Linked DNA regions of Homo sapiens: regions 2 and 3 are each linked to region 1. A link is an interaction called in ENCODE POLR2A ChIA-PET data of the cell type or tissue named here. Cell type or tissue: GM12878. All regions are shown on one strand.

Region 1 (4,000 bases):
TCCCCCCTCCCCCCACCCCACCACAGTCCCCAGAGTGTGATATTCCCCTTCCTGTGTCCATGTGATCTCATTGTTCAATTCCCACCTATGAGTGAGAATATGCGGTGTTTGGTTTTTTGTTCTTGCGATAGTTTACTGAGAATGATGGTTTCCAGTCTCATCCATGTCCCTACAAAGGACATGAACTCATCATTTTTTATGGCTGCATAGTATTCCATGGTGTATATGTGCCACATTTTCTTAATCCAGTCTATCATTGTTGGACATTTGGGTTGGTTCCAAGTCTTTGCTATTGTGAATAATGCCGCAATAAACATACGTGTGCATGTGTCTTTATAGCAGCATGATTTATAGTCATTTGGGTATATACCCAGTAATGGGATGGCTGGGTCAAATGGTATTTCTAGTTCTAGATCCCTGAGGAATCGCCACACTGACTTCCACAATGGTTGAACTAGTTTACAGTCCCACCAACAGTGTAAAAGTGTTCCTATTTCTCCACATCCTCTCCAGCACCTGTTGTTTCCTGACTTTTTAATGATTGCCATTCTAACAATGCCATCCCCATCAAGCTACCAATGACTTTCTTCACAGAATTGGAAAAAACTACTTTAAAGTTCATATGGAACCAAAAAAGAGCCCGCATCGCCAAGTCAATCCTAAGCCAAAAGAACAAAGCTGGAGGCATCACACTACCTGACTTCAAACTATACTACAAGGCTACAGTAACCAAAACAGCATGGTACTGGTACCAAAACAGAGATATAGATCAATGGAACAGAACAGAGCCCTCAGAAATAACGCCGCGTACCTACAACTATCTGATCTTTGACAAACCTGAGAAAAACAAGCAATGGGGAAAGGATTCCCTATTTAATAAATGGTGCTGGGAAAACTGGCTAGCCATATGTAGAAAGCTGAAACTGGATCCCTTCCTTACACCTTATACAAAAATCAATTCAAGATGGATTAAAGATTTAAACGTTAGACCTAAAACCATAAAAACCCTAGAAGAAAACCTAGGCATTACCATTCAGGACATAGGCGTGGGCAAGGACTTCATGTCCAAAACACCAAAAGCAATGGCAACAAAAGCCAAAATTGACAAATGGGATCTAATTAAACTAAAGAGCTTCTGCACAGCAAAAGAAACTACCATCAGAGTGAACAGGCAACCTACAATATGGGAGAAAATTATTGCAACCTACTCATCTGACAAAGGGCTAATATCCAGAATCTACAATGAACTCAAACAAATTTACAAGTAATGTCATTTTAAAAGCCCTTGACAGTTTGTAGTAGGAATCTCTTTTTGTCTGCCCAGCATTAATTCTCCCTCTTTCCTTTGAGAAGCCTCAGGTCATCCTGGCCAACATTTCTGTGTAGAACTCTCAGCCACAGTGTTTGCCTTCCCCTCGTCCCTTCCCCCAAGGTTGAAACACAGGGCTATTTTTGTCCTAGCCATCTGAATATGGAGTATAGTCTCAAAAATGAAGAAGGTGGTTGAAGCTGAGTCATTTTAGTGGTAGTGATCAGAGACACCAACCAGATATTTTGTTTGTTTTACCACTGAGAATCCCAGAGCAACCCTAGTTGCTATCCTCCACAAGTCCCCCTTGGTTTTTTGTTTGTTTTGTTTCTTTTTTTTTTCTTGGGACAGAGTCTTACTCTGTCACCCAGGGTAGAGTGACAACCTCTGCCTCCAGGGTTCAAGCAATTCTCCTGCCTCAGCGTCACAAGTAGCTGAGATTACAGGTGCCCACCACCATGCCTGGTAAAGTTTTGTATTTTTAGAAGAGATGGGGTTTCACCATGTTGGCCAGGCTGGTCTCAAACTCCTGAGCTCAGGTGATCCGCCCACCTAGTCCCCATTGTTTAGTTATTTCTTTTGTTTGAAATGCTACCTAGTATCTTTCCAAATGTTATTTTATTAAAAAAATTTAGGTGTCAATGTTTAACTTGTATATTGTTATTTTTAGTTAATTATAACTTACTTTAAATTATTTTTAATGGGCCCAGAGCTAGCCTCAGTTGATTTCTATTGCTTACAAAGAAACCTAAGCAACAAAGATACTGATGGAGAGAACACATACTGCTCACCCACTAAGACACCTGAAATAGTAGTCTGCATTCATGATAAATAAAATATGCACTCTTGAAATATAATGAAGCTTTTTTCAGTTTGTTTCAATGGATTTTACCATTATTGTCCTATATATTTTTTACATTTTTATTTACTTATTTATTTATTTTAGAGATGGAGGGTCTCACTGTGTTGCCCAGGCTGGAGTGCAGTGGCTATTCACAGGTGCAATTATGGCACATTACAGCCTTGAACTTCTGCACTCAAGCTAGCCACCTGCCTCAGCCTCCTTAGTAGCTGGGACTACAGACATGCACCACTGCATCCAGCTAGCCCTGTATTTCAAGCTGAGTCATTTTTCCTTTCTAACTACCCAAATTGCCAGTGGGTGAAAATGAGAAAATCTCTATTATTATGCTACTTGAAGACACCAATAATCTTTTAAACCTTTTTTTTTTTTTTGAGACAGGGTCTTGCTCTGTTGCCCAGGCTGAAGTGCAGTGGTACAAACATGGCTCACCACAGCCTTGACCTCCTGGGCTCAAGCAATCCTCCTGCCTTAGCCTCCCAAATAGCTGGAAGCACAGGCACACACCACCATGCCCAGCTAATTTTATTTATTTATTTATTTATTTATTTATTTATTTATTTATTTAAGATGGAGTCTCGTTCTGTCTCCCAGGCTAGAGTGCAGTGGCTCAGTCTTGGCTCAATGCAACCTCCGCCTCCTGGGTTCAAGTGATTCTCCCACCTCAGCCTCCTGAGTAGCTGGGATTTCAGGTGCGTGCCACCACACCCAGGTAATTTTTGTATTTTTAGTAGAGACAGGGTTTTGCCATGTTGGCTGGGCTGGTCTCGAACTCCTGACCACAGGTGATCCACCCGCCTTGGCCTTACCCAAAGTGCTGGAATTACAGGTGTGAGCCACTTCACCTGGCCTATTTACTTATTCTTTTGTAGAGATGGGGTCTTACCATGTTGCCCAGGCTGGTCTTGAACTCCTGGGCTCAAGCGATCCCCTCATCTAGGCCTCCTCAAATGCTGGGATTACAGGCATGAGCTACTGCACCTGGCCCCAATAATCTTTATGTTGTCTCCAAATGGTTTTCATGATAATTGTGATATTAAGATTAATAACAAGTGCTCCAAGGTTCCTCATTAGAGCGAGTTTACCAAGGGTCTAATTGGCATAATAGAAACAGAGTCATTGTTATGCCAGGCTAAATGTGATCTTTTTTCTGCAAGCAAAGAAATAATATTAGCCTAAAGCTTTCATATTGACTAACACTAATTGTGTGTGCTTTGAGTTCTCCTGATAAAATTTAGCATTTATTTATTTATTATTCAGTCTCTGTAGAGATGGTCAAAATTTGCTAATGCTGGAGTCTGGGCTCAGTGGCTCACACCTGTAATCCTAGCACTTCGGGAGGCCAAAGTGGGAGGATCGCTTGAGCCCAGGATTTCGAGACCAGCTTGGGCCGCATGGTAAACCCTATCTCTACAAAAAATATGAAAATTATTCGGGCATGGTGTTAGGTGTTTGTAGTCCCAGCTACTTGGGAGGCTAAAGTGGGAGGATCACCTGAGCCTGGGAGGTTGAGGTTGTGGTGAGCTGTGACTATACCACTGCACTCCAGCCTGGGTGACAGAGTCAGACCATTTCTTAAACAAACAAACAAAAAATTGCCAATACTGACTATATCGCAAGTCATTACAGTGAAGTATTGGGAACAGTTTTCAATTAATAATAATTGCACATTGGATAAACTGCATTGGCTACCATACTGCCACTGCTCAAAGCTTCCTGATAAAATTTAATTTGACCAAGGTATATCAGCTTCTCAGAATCCTTACTGCTTACTCTTGTAAGTCTCCCTCTCTTGACATGCTTGCATCAATGGCTGCATGGTGGATACG
Region 2 (4,000 bases), 210 kb after region 1:
CCCTAAGCAACTTGATAAAACTGCTGAAATAAATCCACTGGACACCGCTTGCCAACTTCATTCCAGGTAGGTTCCAGTGAATCAAGCCCCATCAGCATTTCATCAGAATAAGGTCAGGCTGACTTGTTATTTTTTGTATGTATGAATGCTCTATGTTCTCTCATAAAACAAAATTGTTTGGTACTGGAAAATATCGTTGTCCTAGAGTATTCAAGGTGTCCTGTTCTTACCTCTTGCTCCAAAAAGAGGGCAAAAGGTGCCTGGAAAGAAAAGGCTGGTTACCTAATGATTTTCTAGAAAAGGGAGAGTTTCTAGCCTTTCAGAGCCTGCATTCTGGATGGGTCTATGCCCAATGAGTGTCACTCTTGGCCACTATTCATGTTGTAGATGTCTGACTGGCAAAAAAATCCTCACAGCAATGGTTTGATTCCTCAAAAGGGCAAAAATCATTTTGTAGAAGGATAATTAAACGTTTAATTATTCATCACATTTTAGAGAACAGTAGCCACATTACACTGACCTGGAAATTAGCCCCATATGTGGCTTTATGTGATAGTTACAAATGCTCCAAGAAAAAACTTCTAGAGCATCCCCTGCAGGGGTGAACATTCAGTCACACCCATATTTGCCATCTTTAGTCACATTAACATTTGCAGCACATTGCAATAACTGGTGATCCTAAATAACTTAAAACCATTAAGAAATCATCGGTTAAAGTTAGTCATACTCTGTTTAAAATACACTATACATTTCTTTGCACTATTATTAAAATTTTAATCATGAAATTCTGGAAATAGTAAGGTAACTTTCAATTATTAAGAAAACAGTGGCTTGGTGTGGTGGCTCATGCTTGTAACCTCAGCACTTCGGGAGGCTGAGGTTGGGGGATTTCTTGAGGCTAGGAGTTTGAAACCAGCCTTGACAACATGGTGAAACCTCGTCTCTATTAAAAAAAAAAATATATATATATATATATATACACACACACATATAAAATTGCCAGGCATGGTGGAGTGTGCCTGTAGTTCCAGCTACTTGGGAGGCTGAGGTGGGAGGATGGCTGGAGCCATAATCATGCCACTGCACTCCAGCCTGGGCAACAGAGTGTCTCAAAAAACCAAACAAACAAACAAGCAAAAGAACCAAAACTGCTGCCCCGCCCCCCAGCAACAAACAAACAAACAGCAAGAAAACAGTGACAGTGTGAGTAGATGAGGTTATATGTCCATCATTTTAAGGTTATTATCTTAAGTTGTAGATGACTTATGTCTCAAATCCAATACTCAGCTCTGTTGCAGAGCCCATTTCAATCCTGGTATCCTAATTTTTTAATTGAATAAATATGTAAGGACGTTGGTGTTTGCTGTGTAATGGGTTAGTACATAAAAATGTACTAAGATATCTAAACCCTAAATATGCTCATATTGGATTGTTGCTAGTCTATGATGTTACTATTAATTAGTATTTATTTATCATTTTTATGTGTCCTGCAATGTTACAGTTAAAACTGGAAACTTAAGAAATGTAAAAGGCCAATATGCAAGGGATATTTGATAAATGTTAAAAAGAAATATGGGCCAAAAATCTGGAGAAAACTTGAGATAGAGGTCATGAATTAATTTCAGAAGAGGAAAGTAAAACTAAAAGGAAATACAGGCTAAAATTTTATCCACTTTATGGGGAATTCCCAATATTGAGGGGGAAATGACACATTTCACTTTCCCTGAAGCTTTGAAGTGGTAAGAATTAGATCATACATATGTAGAGGCAACATTTTAAAAGTCCCAATTTGAACTGCCCTAAACTAGACACGTCTAATGAGCTAGATAGACAGATGTCAAGAGAGCTCCTTTATGATTTTTGTAAAGAAGCTTCTCAAAAGAAAATGATCTTGCTGTTGAGGGTATAATGTAGGGGGAAGGACAGAGTGAGGAGAAGCCTTTTACTGATGGGTTAGAATAATTCTGCTTGCAAAAAAAATACTGGTAATAATGAAGGCTCTGAGGCCAGATATTTGGAAGGATCCCAGGTACACCTCTTATTGACTTTGCAACTATGTAGCTTCTCCACATACTCAGTATGTAGCTTCTCCACAGCTCAGTTTTCCAAAAAATAAAATAGGGAAAACAATGGCATCTACCTTACAAGAGTGCAGTGAGAACCAAATGAGTGAATACATGTAAAGGTCTTGGATCAGAGGCTGGCATGCCGTAGGTACTCAATAAAAGATAACCATGATCACTGTCGTCTATTGCTAAGCCCAAATCCTCCTATGTATACAGTATACAAGATTTAATTTGCATTAAAAAAGAGAAGATACCAAATAGTAGAGAGGAAAGTGTGAACATTCATCACATTTATTTATGTGTCAGAGAAAAGTGCTGTGCAGTATGAGTTCAGTGAAAGAAAACAGTGCCTCAGTTGGGGTAGTCAGGAGACTTTGTGGAAGAGGCAGGTGAAATCAGCTCTTTCTCTCTTGAGTTCTTTACCGATCAGCAGGTGTGTAAGGTGACTCAGTCATGCAATTATGATTGTCTGCCTGTGTCCACAGCACGTCCGCATGAGGGGAAGGAGGAAAACTTTCCCTTTGCTACTTTTCCTCATGACTCATGTGTGTTTCTGCAAAATCAGTGTTGAAACTTGGTCCAATTTGAAAAGTCAAGGTAATGATGGGTCATTCAAAAAGAGGCACGTAATAAGGAAGCCCAACATGACACCATCACACCACCAGTGACTGACAAACCAGTCTGGCCAGTGGTGTTAGCAGCAGTAAATTGACTATTGGTTCAGGGGCTTTTCTAGGGATTTAAACTTAGGGTTTCTTATCTTCCATACTACTGTCCCACTCCCACAAAGCTTCCAAAAAGAGGGCAAAAGATGCCAAAAAAAAAAAAAGGTCAATTACCTAACGATTTTATGGAAGAGGGAGGGTTTCTAGCCTTTCAAAGCCTGCATTCTGGATGGGGTGACTGCTGGAAGATCTCAGTGTTGACTATTGGAATGCAGGCCACTATTAATATCCCTGCCATTCTGAGCTGCCCATTAGAAAGATAACAGCACTTCCTTCTTTAAAAAATAAGTTCCTTCATTGAATCTGAGCACTAGAAGGGATAGTAGAGGTCATGCCACCCTCCCTCCAGCATGATGGGTGAAGAAACCAAGTGCAAGGACTTCTGAGGCCTGCCCAGCACCTGACTGTTTAAACTCCTGGTCAGTGCTATAATGAGGCTTCTCAGCGTAAGTCAGACTCCATGGAAAAATAACCTAAAATGTTTTCAGGGACCATATTCTGCAAATAATCTAAAATCCCTTGTTAAGCAAATGTCTGAAACATTTTATTCTTTGCATATGCATTCCCAGGGGTTAGGGGACTATTGAATAAATCAAGTGTTTAGTGAACATCACACTAAACATGCTCATTCCTAAGTATAATACTCACTAGTAATACCTGGGCAGCACAGACACACGTATTCCTTCCATAAAACAGTTTTCAAAGACACCACACATCAACATTTTTGCATAATACAAAAATTCATGTAAAATAATACAACTAATTCCGTTAGAAGGAGAGAGAGCAAAGCTAGGAGGAAAGAGCAATGAACCCAAACCAACATTCTGTCACTCACAATCCCCTCTCCCACCAAGGCCCTTTCCCCATCCAAAAAAAATTGGCTTCAGTTGAAAAATATTTTATCATAAGGAATTTATTTTTGTCAACAGGATGTTCCTGTTATTTTCAAGTCTTGTAGTTTCAACAACAGGATTTCAGGGCAGTGAAATAAAATAGGAACAGCAGAGTAATTTGAATTTCTGAGCATACTCATGCATGTATAAGAAAAGTCCAAATAGTCTAAAACTGGCTTTAAACAATGTAAGGCTGTCTCCTTATGCACTTTCTAAATTTCTTCTCATTAAAAAAATGATGATCTAATAGACAGTAAATATTTTTGACTGATATTCTTAAGTTTTTAATTGTAGCCAAACTTCTTAATTGTGGAGC
Region 3 (4,000 bases), 150 kb after region 1:
GTTGCCCAGGTGGGTCTCAAACTCCTGGCCTCAAGCAATCTGCCCACATCAGCCTCCCAAAGGGTTAGGATTACAGGCATGAGCCACTAGGCCAGCCAGATTTCTATTATTTGACAAATATGAAGTCTCAAATGTCTTGTGGGATGCCTGCAGAGTATTCAAGGGATAATAGCAACTAGCCCTGACTAGGGATGGACTCCCATACTGGTAATGGCTTGTTCTTCTCTGACCTAAGGCAGATTACAAAGAGTCTGGTACAGCACCTACCAGCAAGCGCAAAGGTGCTCTTTGTTCAGGTTGTTGGGAAGTGCAATCAGGTGACCTTGTGTATTATTTGGTTACCGTAATTCTGGAAACAAGGAACTGTAGTCTATAGAACAGACACCTGGCTGTTCTGCAAGGCTGGATGCCTGTCTTCAGATGTTAGAAAATCAAAAACTTTATAATATGGGTATGCTGCTTGCTGCCTCCGAGAGAGGCACATCCATTCAAACACCAGGCATATCTGCTGTTGCTTCTGCCCTTCCTAAATCCACAATCTCCCTACAGAAGTGGTCCACAAATGACAGAGCCATTTCACAGACAAATCCTGTTTCCAGTGCAATGCTGCAAACATAGATTAAGTCATAACTTGGAACCCTTCCACTGAGAAAACTTACAAGAAGCAAAGCAACTTTTTAAAGCATAGCAAAATAAACATTTGCTCCATGACTTACTGAATTTGGCACATGAAAAATATGCACTTCCAGTAAACTTGGTGATTTAACTGAGGTACCGGCTTTACCTTCCTGGTTGCTCAAGGCCACCAGACTGCTCTGGGGGGCTGACCTCATTTCTACTTCTACCCTCTTCACTAAGTCTATTATTTGAGGCAAAGCATGTAACCTTTAGCTATTTTAGCTCCTCTAAGTGGGGCAATGCTGCTGGCTTTTACCATAGTCTTAGGAAAAATGTTGAATAATTATATTCTTTTCATGTAAACATTGTTTTGGTAGAACACACTGGAAAATTATGAAGCATCTAAATAATTTGAAAATGTCAGTTTGGGTTGAGGTGTTAACACCGGTTAGTCATCTAAAGAGATTTCCCTACATTGAGAGAATTTGTGGAAGGGGAGTGGAGGCATTGGAAATTTCAAATAAGAGATTTAATTCAACAAGAATTTACTGGGAACTCTGTGCCAGCTCTGTAATTAAGCTTTACAGGCAGTACAAAAGAACCAAGAGAGTGGGTCTTCAGGGAACTGGTTAGGGAACTGCCCCAGGCAATGTATGATGAGGTGCCAAATGAGTGAAAATATGGAATGCAATGAGGTGGGGGTTGCATCAGAAGATGTTACTATAAACTAGAGTGGGCATGGAAAGCTTCAAGGAAGTAGTCCATTTAAAGCTGGATTCCAAAGAAAGGTAAGGTTTGAAACATTTAAAAAGGAAAACAGAACTACAGATGGATATAGCATGGTAGAAGGAAGACGACAATGAAATAAGATCCCTCTGTATCAAATATGAACATAATCACTGCATGTGTTCATTTCATCTGATATACCTCAAAATAGTGCTTTCTAAGCTCTGTTGATCTGGTTACCAATGAAAAGCTCTAGCACAAAATGCATTCACTCAAAATAAATTTGGAGAATTATTTAAGGCCGTGCAACTCTTCTCCTTTATTCCTTTGAAAAAAATAATAAAGCTACCCTTTACTGAGTGTTTACTGTGTGGCAAGCACTGGGCTAAGCATATTATGTGTTATTTCATTTACTGGGATTTAGGGATGGCACTCTAACTGGAATTCAAACTTAGGCCTGTCTGATTCCAAGTCTAACTCTATGCTGTGATTTGCCCAAGACTAGTGTCGCCTGGATTCTCTATGGACCTTAGGGATTGTCAATGTACTTTCAGGGATCAGGCAACAGCTCTGTGCTGTGATGCTCCAGACTGTAGCTCTCACTGTATCTTCCAAGTATATTCCTGGCCCTTTCAAGGAAGTAATAGTAATAGCTACTTTTGGGGGGAAATGATATTATAATGCATGACCTACCCAAAGTGAATGAAATGCACTTTTAGAGACCACTGTTTGTACGCCATGTCAGCAGCAGAGTTTAAAAGACTCTCGTACAAGTTTAGGGGATGTCAACCTCTGTGCTTCTCCACTCTCATCCATTCAGGGGAGGCAAGTCCTGAGTGTTGAGAATACATGCAATAGGAAGACGAAAGAAAGGCAGTGTGTGACTTCCCCTCTGTCCACTCTGCTGGCTTTACTGCAGATAGTCTTGAAGATCCTGGACTGAAAACCTGGTCACTCGGAGGTCTGCACTGCCCCGTGGCACAGTTGCTGAAACCCCAAGTCTCCAAGGGACTGTCTTTGGCTCTCTCTCTTATCCCTTCTCCTCTGTCTTATAAATACAAACAGTATAGTTCTAGAGACTCTTAAATCTCACTTTTGAAGTGATAGTTCATTTTAGTATTCAATAGTTAAAATGTCTTTAGAAATTAATTAGAAAAAATCATACAAGCTCAAATAAAAGAGAGCATTATAGAAAAGTTTACAGTTTTATATTTTCATGTAATTTCTCTGAACTAAATAAATCAATCTAAAATTTTTCTTTCTGACCCCGTAACTAAAATACCCAAGTTTATTATGAACAGCCTTTTTTGAGGAATACTTCCACATTTTACCAGGAAGTTTGCTTTTGTCCCATCTGTCATTTTTTTCTATCCTTCATTATGTTAACTTCAGGGGTCTTCACTAGAGGGTTATGAGTTTTTTGCAGTCATGCTAAAGTCAATACTGGGAATTTTCAATCTCCAGATAAACTATTTTTGTTCTATTTTTGCTCACAGTACAACTACATTGGTAAGTGATGTTAGGCAAGCAAATTTTAACTTCCTTTTGATGTAGCAATATCAGATGGCCACAATTTAAAATTAAACCTTACCTAATGAACCTAATATTAACCCCACTTAATGGTGAGAGAAAAACAAGACAAACATTTAAAAATTTTATTTTGTGGTGATTTTGGAGAGATAAATTCAAATATACCAGATAATAAACACAATAGAAAATTTTAGGATAAAGGACAAAAAATAGCCCAAAAGGTTTAGTCTCAAAGATATTATCTTTGTGGTACTAGTAATGTGATGGAACTCACTGTAATGAATAATGGTACTCAGAATTAATACACACAAAAAAATTCTACTCAGTAAAAAAGTTTAAAAATAACTATGTGAATCATGAAAGGAAGTAAAAGCAACTGAAGACGGACACTGAGACTCTCCCTGGCTTCCTTCTACCCGTGCTCATTAATGGCCTTCTCAAACGTTTCAAGGCCTTCTCCTTGGCCACCTATTTAAAATGCATCCCACTGGCCTGCCCTTCGCTCTCCTGGACTTGGAATTTATCATCTTCTAACATGCTACATAATCTAGTCATGTTTATTTGAATTATCTATCTATTGTCTCTACCTCACCCACCCTCCACTCCCTGCTAGGATATACATTTCTCAAGGGCAGGCATTTTTGCATGTTTTGCTAACAGACAGATATTTTGTCTATTTTGTGATTTAGCCAAAGCACATACAACAGTTCCTGCAACAGAATAGATAAATTAATTAACTGATTTAAATGAAGCATCTTCTGGCTCTAATACAATAAATACTTAGCTCAGGGAATGGAGAAGTAATTATAAGTCAATTCAGAAAACGAGATTTATAAAACAAGGATGGTAATGTTGGGAATTGCCATGGTTTGGCAATTGCCTCCAAAATTCATGTTGAAACCTAATCCCCATTGTGGTGGTATTAAAAGGTGGGGCCTTAGGAGGTGATTAGGTCATGAGGGCTCTACCCTCATCAATGGGATTAGTGCTGATATAAAATGGCCTGAGGGAGCTTGTTAGCCCCCTTTTCCCTTTGCTCTTCTGCCATGTGAGGACACAGAGAAGGCACCATCTACGAGAAACAGGCCCTCACTAGATACCAAATCTGCTGGCACTTTGATCTTGG

What was found. Peaks named below come from ENCODE experiments on the same cell type or tissue, not always from the same donor. Only the 100,000 strongest peaks of a DNase experiment are listed, where the experiment ranks them.
Region 2: POLR2A ChIA-PET joins it to region 1 with 5 read pairs; 1 of 35 experiments calls an interaction of 5 or more read pairs at or near these places.
Region 3: POLR2A ChIA-PET joins it to region 1 with 9 read pairs; 2 of 35 experiments call an interaction of 5 or more read pairs at or near these places.

The regions. Positions count from the first base shown.
Region 1 is chr5:91,270,612-91,274,611 of GRCh38, reverse strand. It overlaps the pseudogene RNU4-90P. Among named protein-coding and RNA genes, the nearest start is that of LUCAT1, 42 kb to the left of the region's middle. RefSeq lists an enhancer at 1,528-1,657. In GM12878, no CTCF peak of the experiment used is centred here; DNase peaks (open chromatin) are centred at 1,511 and 2,431; H3K4me3 peaks cover 236 bases.
Region 2 is chr5:91,057,358-91,061,357 of GRCh38, reverse strand. The region is part of intron 85 of ADGRV1 (adhesion G protein-coupled receptor V1); the gene reads right to left. Among named protein-coding and RNA genes, the nearest start is that of LUCAT1, 260 kb to the left of the region's middle. In GM12878, no CTCF peak of the experiment used is centred here; a DNase peak (open chromatin) is centred at 1,707.
Region 3 is chr5:91,123,356-91,127,355 of GRCh38, reverse strand. All of the region lies in intron 87 of ADGRV1 (adhesion G protein-coupled receptor V1), which reads right to left. Among named protein-coding and RNA genes, the nearest start is that of LUCAT1, 190 kb to the left of the region's middle. In GM12878, no CTCF peak of the experiment used is centred here; no DNase peak of the experiment used is centred here.